Linked DNA regions of Mus musculus: region 2 is linked to region 1. A link is a loop called in an ENCODE intact Hi-C map of the cell type or tissue named here. Cell type or tissue: gastrocnemius. All regions are shown on one strand.

Region 1 (4,000 bases):
TTCCTGGAAGCCCAGACTCTGGCTTGCCCTGTCTCTGTGGAAGAAGTTCGAACGCTATATGTATTCTTTCAACCTTTGGTACCCACAGTCCCTGTAGGTCTTCAGTAGAAGCCTGAAGGATGAGGGAGGCAGGAGCTGGCTCTACTCTGACGGGGTAGTATGGAGCCTGGACTCGTGTCTACCAGGGATAAACCAACAGATGGGCTCCGCTGGCTGGGCTGGCTCAGCTCACTTATGACTCTGGCCACTCCCCTTTCTGTTAATGTTCCCCCTGAGCACAAGGCTGTCACATGAGGGCCAGCAGAACACAACTGCCCACTGCTGAGGAAAGAATGCAAGCCCGGGCTCTTGCCTGTAGGACTCATGATGGATGTTGTGTGATCACTGTTGTGTGCCCATTGCAAGTGTTTTTAGAGCATCTGTGGATAGCATGGCAGTAGGCTGACCTGTTGTACTCTTTCTGCAGGTGTCTGTGACATGGCCCCTAATTTCCTTTCCCCATCTGAAGACCAGGCCTTGGGTCTTGCCCTTGGCAGAGAAGTTGCTTTGAATTGCACAGCTTGGGTGTTCTCTAGGCCCCAGTGTCCCCAGCCATCAGTGCAGTGGCTGAAAGATGGTCTGGCATTGGGCAATGGAAGCCACTTCAGCCTCCATGAGGACTTCTGGTAAGAAGGCATCCAGGATTAGAGTAACCACTGGGATACACCCATGGCCAGCCTTTCTGACCTACACCCTTAACTCTAACACCATGAGTGAAGGCGATGTATTACTTATGCAAATCTGACATGGCCAACTATCTCCATGACCACAGATAGAGGGTTGACTCTGGGTCTTTGTTTATTCATGTATCTTGTAGACTGTCTGGGCATAGAATTCTTAGTCTATAATGGTTCATTGACTAGCTAAGCCTGTAACCAAAGGATCCCCATGACGTAGGCCCAAATTCTGTCCACTTAGCCTAAATCTGCAATCTCTCCCTGGATGAATCTCAGACAGGTGGGACTTGGGCATCCCCCCAATGTTCTTGGTTCCCAGGTAAGGATTTGGCCTGGTTTTCCCAGGGTCAGCGCCAACTTCTCAGAGATTGTGTCCAGTGTCCTGGTGCTCAACTTGACCAATGCAGAGGACTATGGAACCTTCACCTGTTCTGTCTGGAATGTCAGCTCCCATTCCTTCACTCTTTGGCGAGCTGGTGAGGGAGTTCAAGGTGGTGGAGGGCAAGGGCTTCCTGTAGTCCTAACATTAAAGGAGTAGTGGTTCTCCCTGTCTGCAGGCCCTGCTGGCCATGTGGCTGCAGTACTGGCTTCCCTCCTGGTCCTGGTGGTTCTGCTGCTGGTGGCCCTGCTCTATGTTAAGTGTCGGCTGAACATGCTGCTTTGGTACCAAGACACTTACGGGGAGGTGGAGATGAACGGTATGTGGGTTTCTGCATGGATTAGGGCACAGGTTTCAGCCAAGGGCCTAGCTGCAAGCCGGGTTCAGTCCTAGGTGGAGGGAGTTGTAGCTGTAGAGGGATCTAGGTGTTCAGAGGCAGTGGAAAGGCAGTGTCTCAGAAGGGCACAGGACTGGGGTCAACCGAAGGAAGAGACATGTTCAGAGAAGTGCTGAACATGGACTAGAGGTGCCTCTTTAACTGGCCCTGCTGACTGGCTTTCTCTACAGATGGGAAGTTATACGATGCCTACGTGTCCTATAGCGACTGCCCAGAGGACCGCAAATTTGTAAATTTTATTCTGAAGCCTCAGTTGGAGCGGCGTCGGGGATACAAACTCTTCCTAGAGGACCGCGACCTCTTGCCTCGCGCGGGTACCGCCCAAGTCCTGCCTCCTGGTCCCTACTCTGTTCCCTGAGTCCCGCCCTTGTCACTGGCCCCGCCTCTCACCCGTCCTCCCACGCCCTTGCCTACAGAGCCCTCTGCCGACCTTTTGGTGAACCTGAGTCGCTGTCGGCGTCTCATCGTGGTTCTTTCAGATGCCTTCCTAAGCCGGCCCTGGTGTAGCCAGAGCTTCCGGTGCGTTGGGCTGTTGGCTTGGGATGGGGGACCAGGAGACCTATCCTGCCCCTCCTGACAGTCCGGTCTTTTCAGGGAGGGACTGTGCCGCCTACTGGAGCTCACCCGCAGACCTATCTTCATCACCTTTGAGGGCCAGAGGCGTGAGCCCATACACCCTGCTCTCCGGCTCCTGCGCCAGCACCGCCACCTCGTGACCCTGGTGCTTTGGAAGCCTGGCTCCGTGGTGCGAGGGCTGGGGGCGGGAGGGGAGTTGTGCCTGAGATGCTGGAGGGCTGGGGGACCTGCGAGTCAGCCAAGGGCAGTGCTATTTGGGCCTGGGTGGCTAGAGGCTTCCTGTTTATAGATCCCTATGTGTTTATACTTTCTGTCCAAACCTGGCCCCCAGACTCCTTCCTCTGATTTTTGGAAAGAGCTACAGCTAGCACTGCCACGGAAGGTGCAGTACAGGCCGGTGGAGGGAGACCCTCAAACCCGACTTCAGGATGACAAAGATCCCATGCTAATCGTGAGAGGACGTGCTGCCCAGGGCCGGGGCATGGAGTCAGAGCTGGATCCAGACCCTGAGGGAGACCTGGGTATGCTCACTGCAGATCAAGGGGTCAAACACAGCTCCAGCGTCCTGGAAAGGACTCAGGCTTGGAGGACTCTGGCATCGAGAGATCCTGTCTCCTAAGGAGGTTTGACCTCCACAGACAGTGGCCCTCAGTGCCTCTTTCTGAGGAGGTGTTTTGCTCCTAGGCTTCTGTAGGGGAACTTTCAGGGCCTCTAGTGTCTTTGTGGCTGATGGGTGAGCATACAGTAACCCCCTCTGGTCACAGATCCTAGTAGAAGACTGGCTGTCGATCTTGGAGCCTCAGGCCTTGTGGTATCCTGCAGGTGTCCGTGGACCTGTCTTTGGGGAGCCACCAACTCCACTGCAGGAAACCAGGATCTGCATAGGAGAGAGCCACGGCAGTGAAATGGATGTCTCTGACCTCGGCTCTCGAAACTACAGTGCACGGACAGACTTCTACTGCCTCGTGTCTGAGGATGATGTGTAGCCCATATCCCAGCAGCCCAGACCATGAGATCACGGTGGCAGCTTCCAGGGTAGAGGCAGCAGGCACTCCTTCCTAGGATCACAACCCTTGCCTCTATCCCTGGGCCCCTCAGGAAAGGAGTGTGGCCCCAGGGTGTCACAAAATAAAATCCTGTTGGTTCCTGCCCGGGCTTATTTCTGTCTGGGTGGTAGGTAACTGCTAGGCCTCTTATTGCCTCCATCATGAGACCCTGACTCTTCTCATCCTTACCAGCACCATGTTCCCCAGGCTGCTATCTGCTCAAACCTGCCTTCTATCCTCAGCTAGCCCTGGCATATCCCTTGCTCTAATAGCTCCCAGTGTCCCTCCTGGTTGGGAGTATGACTGTCTCTAGTCCTCTCTCATATGGGCAGATTTTTGAGTAAGAAGCCACTGTTAATAATTTTATGAGGAATTGTTCTGACTTCCTGTTTCTGAGTTTCCTGGAGTTCAAGCCTTGGGCAGCCAGGCTGATCCTCTGGCCAGGACACCTCCTAGCACCAGCTCTGGGTGGACACCTCCTAGCACCTCAGGGCACCTCCTAGCACCAGCTCTGGGTGGACAGAGTATTGGCTGTGTTTATGGCATGGATATTGCTTGGGAAGTCCCCAGCTCTGGTGTGTTTATGCCTCAGATAGCAGTAAGGTTGGCTATCCCTTTTAATTCCTTTCCCGTCCTGTCTGTGTCTTCCGCCTTGGGTGGCCTATGTGTAGGCCTGGAGGTGTGTCTTCTGGGACAGGTAGTCGTGTTTGGAGACAATGTACACTTCAGGATCTGTGGCCAGTCACGGAAACACACGGAGCTGGGGCTGTGTTCAAAACCACCTTTAATCCCAATGTTGCCGTCACAAAGCTGTCAGGCCGAGGGTGGCCCCGCCCTTGCCATTGTGACTAATCGCCACCCAGTACACCAGAGCAGCTCAAGCTCT
Region 2 (4,000 bases), 100 kb before region 1:
TCCCCGCGGCTCCAGGAAGCCCCGCCCAGCTTCGGCTTCTGACGGATGGGTTGCTCAGCCAACCACAACAGGTCGCGGTGCGGAGGAGTTCGACCAATCACGGGCCGCCTCGAGTTGACGGACGGGCGTGGGGCGGAGCGGGGCGGGGCGAGCGCGGGCCCGGCCAAGTCCCCGCCGTCCGCTCCCGGCGCCCGCAGCCCGAGCCGCACCCGCCGCGGACGGAGCTCATGCGCGGGCCCAGCCGGCGCCCGTCCGCGCCCCCGCCCTGCCCCGGCCCCGGCCCCGGCCCCGGGGGCAGTCGCGCCAGCAAGCGGTGAGTGCGGGCACGGGGTGGGGCGCGGGGCGCAGGTGATCGGTGCTTCCTTGCTCCTCTCGGCCCGGCAGCGTGCCTAGCGTCCGGCTGCCCGCCTCTGCGGCCGGACTCGCTCTGCCTGTGGCCGTCCTCCCAGCGAGGCGCCGCCCGGGCCTCCGGAGACTCTGCGCCCCGCGGCCATCACGCTCGGGCCTCGGGGCCACAAGGACACCCGCGTTGGGCCCCAACCAGGGCCTTCTGCTCCCAGCCATCCCTCGCGTTCCTGTAGTCACCTGCTTCCCACACCCTCAGCCGTTTTTCCCCCCCTCTGTGAAAGCTCCCTGGCCCCTTGTGGAAGGTTTGTCTTAGTGGAGGGCAGGGTCCTTCTCCAGCCACCCTCCCCCCGCTGCCGGGACCGCGCCTGGCATGCAGTAGGCGCTCAGTAAATAGTTGTAGGTTGCACCCACATGCCGGCGGGCCAGAGCCGGTTGTAGGCTGGCATTGGCCTGCCTGGGCACGCCGAGGCCGCCGTGGCAGGACCTGTTTTTTGGGGGGTGGCCTCAGCCCTCAGGCGCCTCCAGTTGAGGGTTTCTGCCTACCTAGCGACTTCTAATTTGGGTGCGTGGTTGGGAGAAGCTCTCAGCTGTCAGCCCTGCCTTGGGGGCCTCTCCCTGCTTCCTCACACAGCCATTAAGTGCTGTTTGAGGAGGTTGGGGGGTGGGGGTGGGGTCCTCCCTTTTCAAGCTGAAGGTGCCACAGGTGATCAACTGGGCCACTGGCAGGCCTGCCTGCTCAATGCTGGAGAGGGCCCTTGGGTCAGGCATCTATTAGCCGTCTCAAGTGGCAAGGGCCTTGGCTAAGTGTGCTTCTCATTGGCAGGTGGGGCAGGAGCTCCTGGATTGGCAGCCGCTGTAGAAGCTATGACAGAATACAAGCTTGTGGTGGTGGGCGCTGGAGGCGTGGGAAAGAGTGCCCTGACCATCCAGCTGATCCAGAACCACTTTGTGGACGAGTATGATCCCACTATAGAGGTGAGCTCTGCCTACCTGCCAGAGGTGGGCTGTGGCAGTGGTCATGGGTAAATGACCAAACAGCCCAGGTCTTGTAGGTGTTATGGGGTATGATCCATCAGGGTATGAGAGGTGCAAGGGTGTAGGCTGGTTCTGTGGATTCTCTGGTCTGAGGAGAGGTGAGACCCCACCCCCACCCCCCACCCCCACTAAGCCGTGTTGTTTTGCAGGACTCCTACCGGAAACAGGTGGTCATTGATGGGGAGACATGTCTACTGGACATCTTAGACACAGCAGGTCAAGAAGAGTATAGTGCCATGCGGGACCAGTACATGCGCACAGGGGAGGGCTTCCTCTGTGTATTTGCCATCAACAACACCAAGTCCTTCGAGGACATCCATCAGTACAGGTGAGCCACCTATGGCTAGCCCGTGAGCCCGTGGCACACGTGAGGAAGGTTCCGTGTGCACACTGAGGCTTTATGTCTTTTTTTGAATGTCCTGGACACAGTCATGCCTGCAGCCTGCTAGCTGGCTCATATCCACCCCATCCCCCTCCAGGGAGCAGATCAAGCGGGTGAAAGATTCAGATGATGTGCCAATGGTGCTGGTGGGCAACAAGTGTGACCTGGCTGCTCGCACTGTTGAGTCTCGGCAGGCCCAGGACCTTGCTCGCAGCTATGGCATCCCCTACATTGAAACATCAGCCAAGACCCGGCAGGTGAGCCTGTTTCCCTCTCCACAGCTAGTCAAGGATTTACCGCACCCCACCCCAGCCAGGGAGCAGAGCTCATTGCCGCTCTCCCTCAACACAGGGCAGCCGCTCTGGCTCCAGCTCCGGGACCCTCTGGGATCCCCCCTCCCCCGGGACCCATGTGACCCAGCGGCCCTCAAGCTGTAAGTCTCCCAGACCGCAGGGCTGTGAGGGAGGCAAGGGCCAGGGTCTGGGCTTATGCCCTGCAGTTCTGAGTTCACATAGCTCTAGGGCAGGATGGGGTCCCTGGAGAGAGCTGCCCTGAGCCAGGCCGGAGCGGCGACCCAGGGGCCTTAGTTCTTCTTGTCCCCAGTGTCCTGTGGATACTGGCTAGTTTTAAGCCCTTCAGTGTTGTTAGGCTGTTCAACTTGAGACGTACTGGGGGTCTGGGAGAGTCCTGAGTTAAGTGGCTCTGACTTTGAGTGATACTCAGGAGTGAACCCTATTTCAGGAGAGTGGCCTGTGCCTTTTGGATGGCCAGGGCCCAGCTCCCTATTTGTGTTGGTTTTGCAGCTGAGGAAGGGAGCCTCCAGCGTTGGGGTGTGACCTGATCTAGGCAGGGAGTTTCTTACCCAGACAGCACCCCTTTTCTCCCCAGAGTCCTCTCTGATCTAGTCCCTCTGTCCCCAGGGCGTGGAGGATGCCTTCTATACACTAGTCCGTGAGATTCGGCAGCATAAATTGCGGAAACTGAACCCACCCGATGAGAGTGGTCCTGGCTGCATGAGCTGCAAATGTGTGCTGTCCTGACACCAGGTGAGGCAGGGACCAGCGAGACGTCTGGGGCAGTGACCTCAGCTAGCCAGATGAACTTCATATCCACTCTGATGTCCTTGCTCCCCCAATTCTGCCAATCCCCCCCGCCTGCAGTCAGTCATGTCCTTTGTGCCCGTCCCGGCACAGGCTCAGGACATGGAGGTGCCGGATGCAGGGAGGAGGTGCCGACGGAAGGAAGGAAAGAGGCGGGAAGGAAGGAAACGGTGCTGGAGCCAGGCCAGTCCAGGGATGGTGGACAGATGTGACCAAGACCTTCGCATGGACAATTTGAACAGACTGTCATGAACTGTCCCTGTTGCCACTGGCACCCAAGTCCTCCACCCCTCTCAGTTCCCTCCGGGCGCCTGCCTGTGAGGGCACACGTTGCATCACAGTAAATTATTTGATGGTCTTGACTTGTCTCTGGCTGGAAGTAGGAGGTGCACTGCCTGTGGCCTCACAGAAGATGCTGGGCACCTGGGGTCCATCATCTGCCTTGCTCCTGTGCTAGAAGAGGCTGGGGAGGCTGGCCTGGGACCTCGGACTATACAGCCCTTCCCTTCTGCCTGTCCCAACTGTCTTGTGTTTGCTGCAGAAAGTTATAGGCAACACAAGGATAGTCAGGTGATATGACCTATTGTCCTTTAACTAATGGGAGGAGGAGGGCTCTGAGAGTAAGAGGGTATCCCTTGTCTCCAGCAGGAAACACATTTCCTGCATTCTGGGATCCATGAAATACAGCCTCAAGAGTGACAGAGTGTAAGATTTGCCCTGACCCAACATCCTGCAGCCCTCTGACCTGGGATGGAGATTCTAGGACTATGGAAATAGGGCCCTGATGTTATCTGTGTAGCCTCGGGTCCCACTGGTGCCTAGGGCCTGGCATCACAACTCCCTGAGAGGGTAGAAAGTGCCTCACTGGTTGCTCCCTCTTCTCTGAGGTGTACAGATGTTCTTCTCCAAGTCACCTGTATGGCCTTGAGAGGCACGTGCAGGTCAGATGGCTGCTCACTGCGTGCTTCCTTCTGGCTCTAGTCATGGCTACAGGAGGGTCCATCTGCTTATCCTGCTCCTCTTCCTGGCCACTGGGGCCCATGGTGGGTGCCCTTTATACTTTCCAGACTCGAGTGGAATTGGGTGAAGTCCCTCTGTTTAGGGCACTTGAAATGCAAGGAGCCTCCAATAGACA

What was found. Peaks named below come from ENCODE experiments on the same cell type or tissue, not always from the same donor. Only the 100,000 strongest peaks of a DNase experiment are listed, where the experiment ranks them.
Region 2: it touches region 1 in a loop (2.9-fold over the local background); 1 of 42 quality-filtered maps calls a loop at or near these places.

What each region holds. Positions count from the first base shown.
Region 1 is chr7:141,090,392-141,094,391 of GRCm38, reverse strand. It overlaps Pkp3 (plakophilin 3), which reads right to left. Exons shown (of 13, transcript NM_019762.2): 13 at 3,882-4,000. It overlaps Sigirr (single immunoglobulin and toll-interleukin 1 receptor (TIR) domain), which reads left to right. Exons shown (of 10, transcript NM_001355055.1): 3 at 467-665; 4 at 1,062-1,192; 5 at 1,274-1,414; 6 at 1,663-1,806; 7 at 1,909-2,011; 8 at 2,087-2,237; 9 at 2,400-2,589; 10 at 2,891-3,217. The coding sequence ends at 3,054. Among named protein-coding and RNA genes, the nearest start is that of Sigirr, 8.2 kb to the left of the region's middle. In gastrocnemius, a CTCF peak has its summit at 1,922; a DNase peak (open chromatin) is centred at 1,885; H3K4me3 peaks cover 741 bases; H3K27ac peaks cover 728 bases.
Region 2 is chr7:141,190,153-141,194,152 of GRCm38, reverse strand. It overlaps Hras (Harvey rat sarcoma virus oncogene), which reads left to right and starts at 149. Exons shown (of 5, transcript NM_001130443.1): 1 at 149-313; 2 at 1,172-1,323; 3 at 1,533-1,711; 4 at 1,863-2,022; 5 at 2,686-4,000. The coding sequence starts at 1,213. The coding sequence ends at 2,805. It overlaps Lrrc56 (leucine rich repeat containing 56), which reads right to left and starts at 23. Exons shown (of 13, transcript NM_001172064.1): 1 at 1-23. In gastrocnemius, no CTCF peak of the experiment used is centred here; DNase peaks (open chromatin) are centred at 74, 670, 1,884 and 2,118; H3K4me3 peaks cover 2,979 bases; H3K27ac peaks cover 2,310 bases.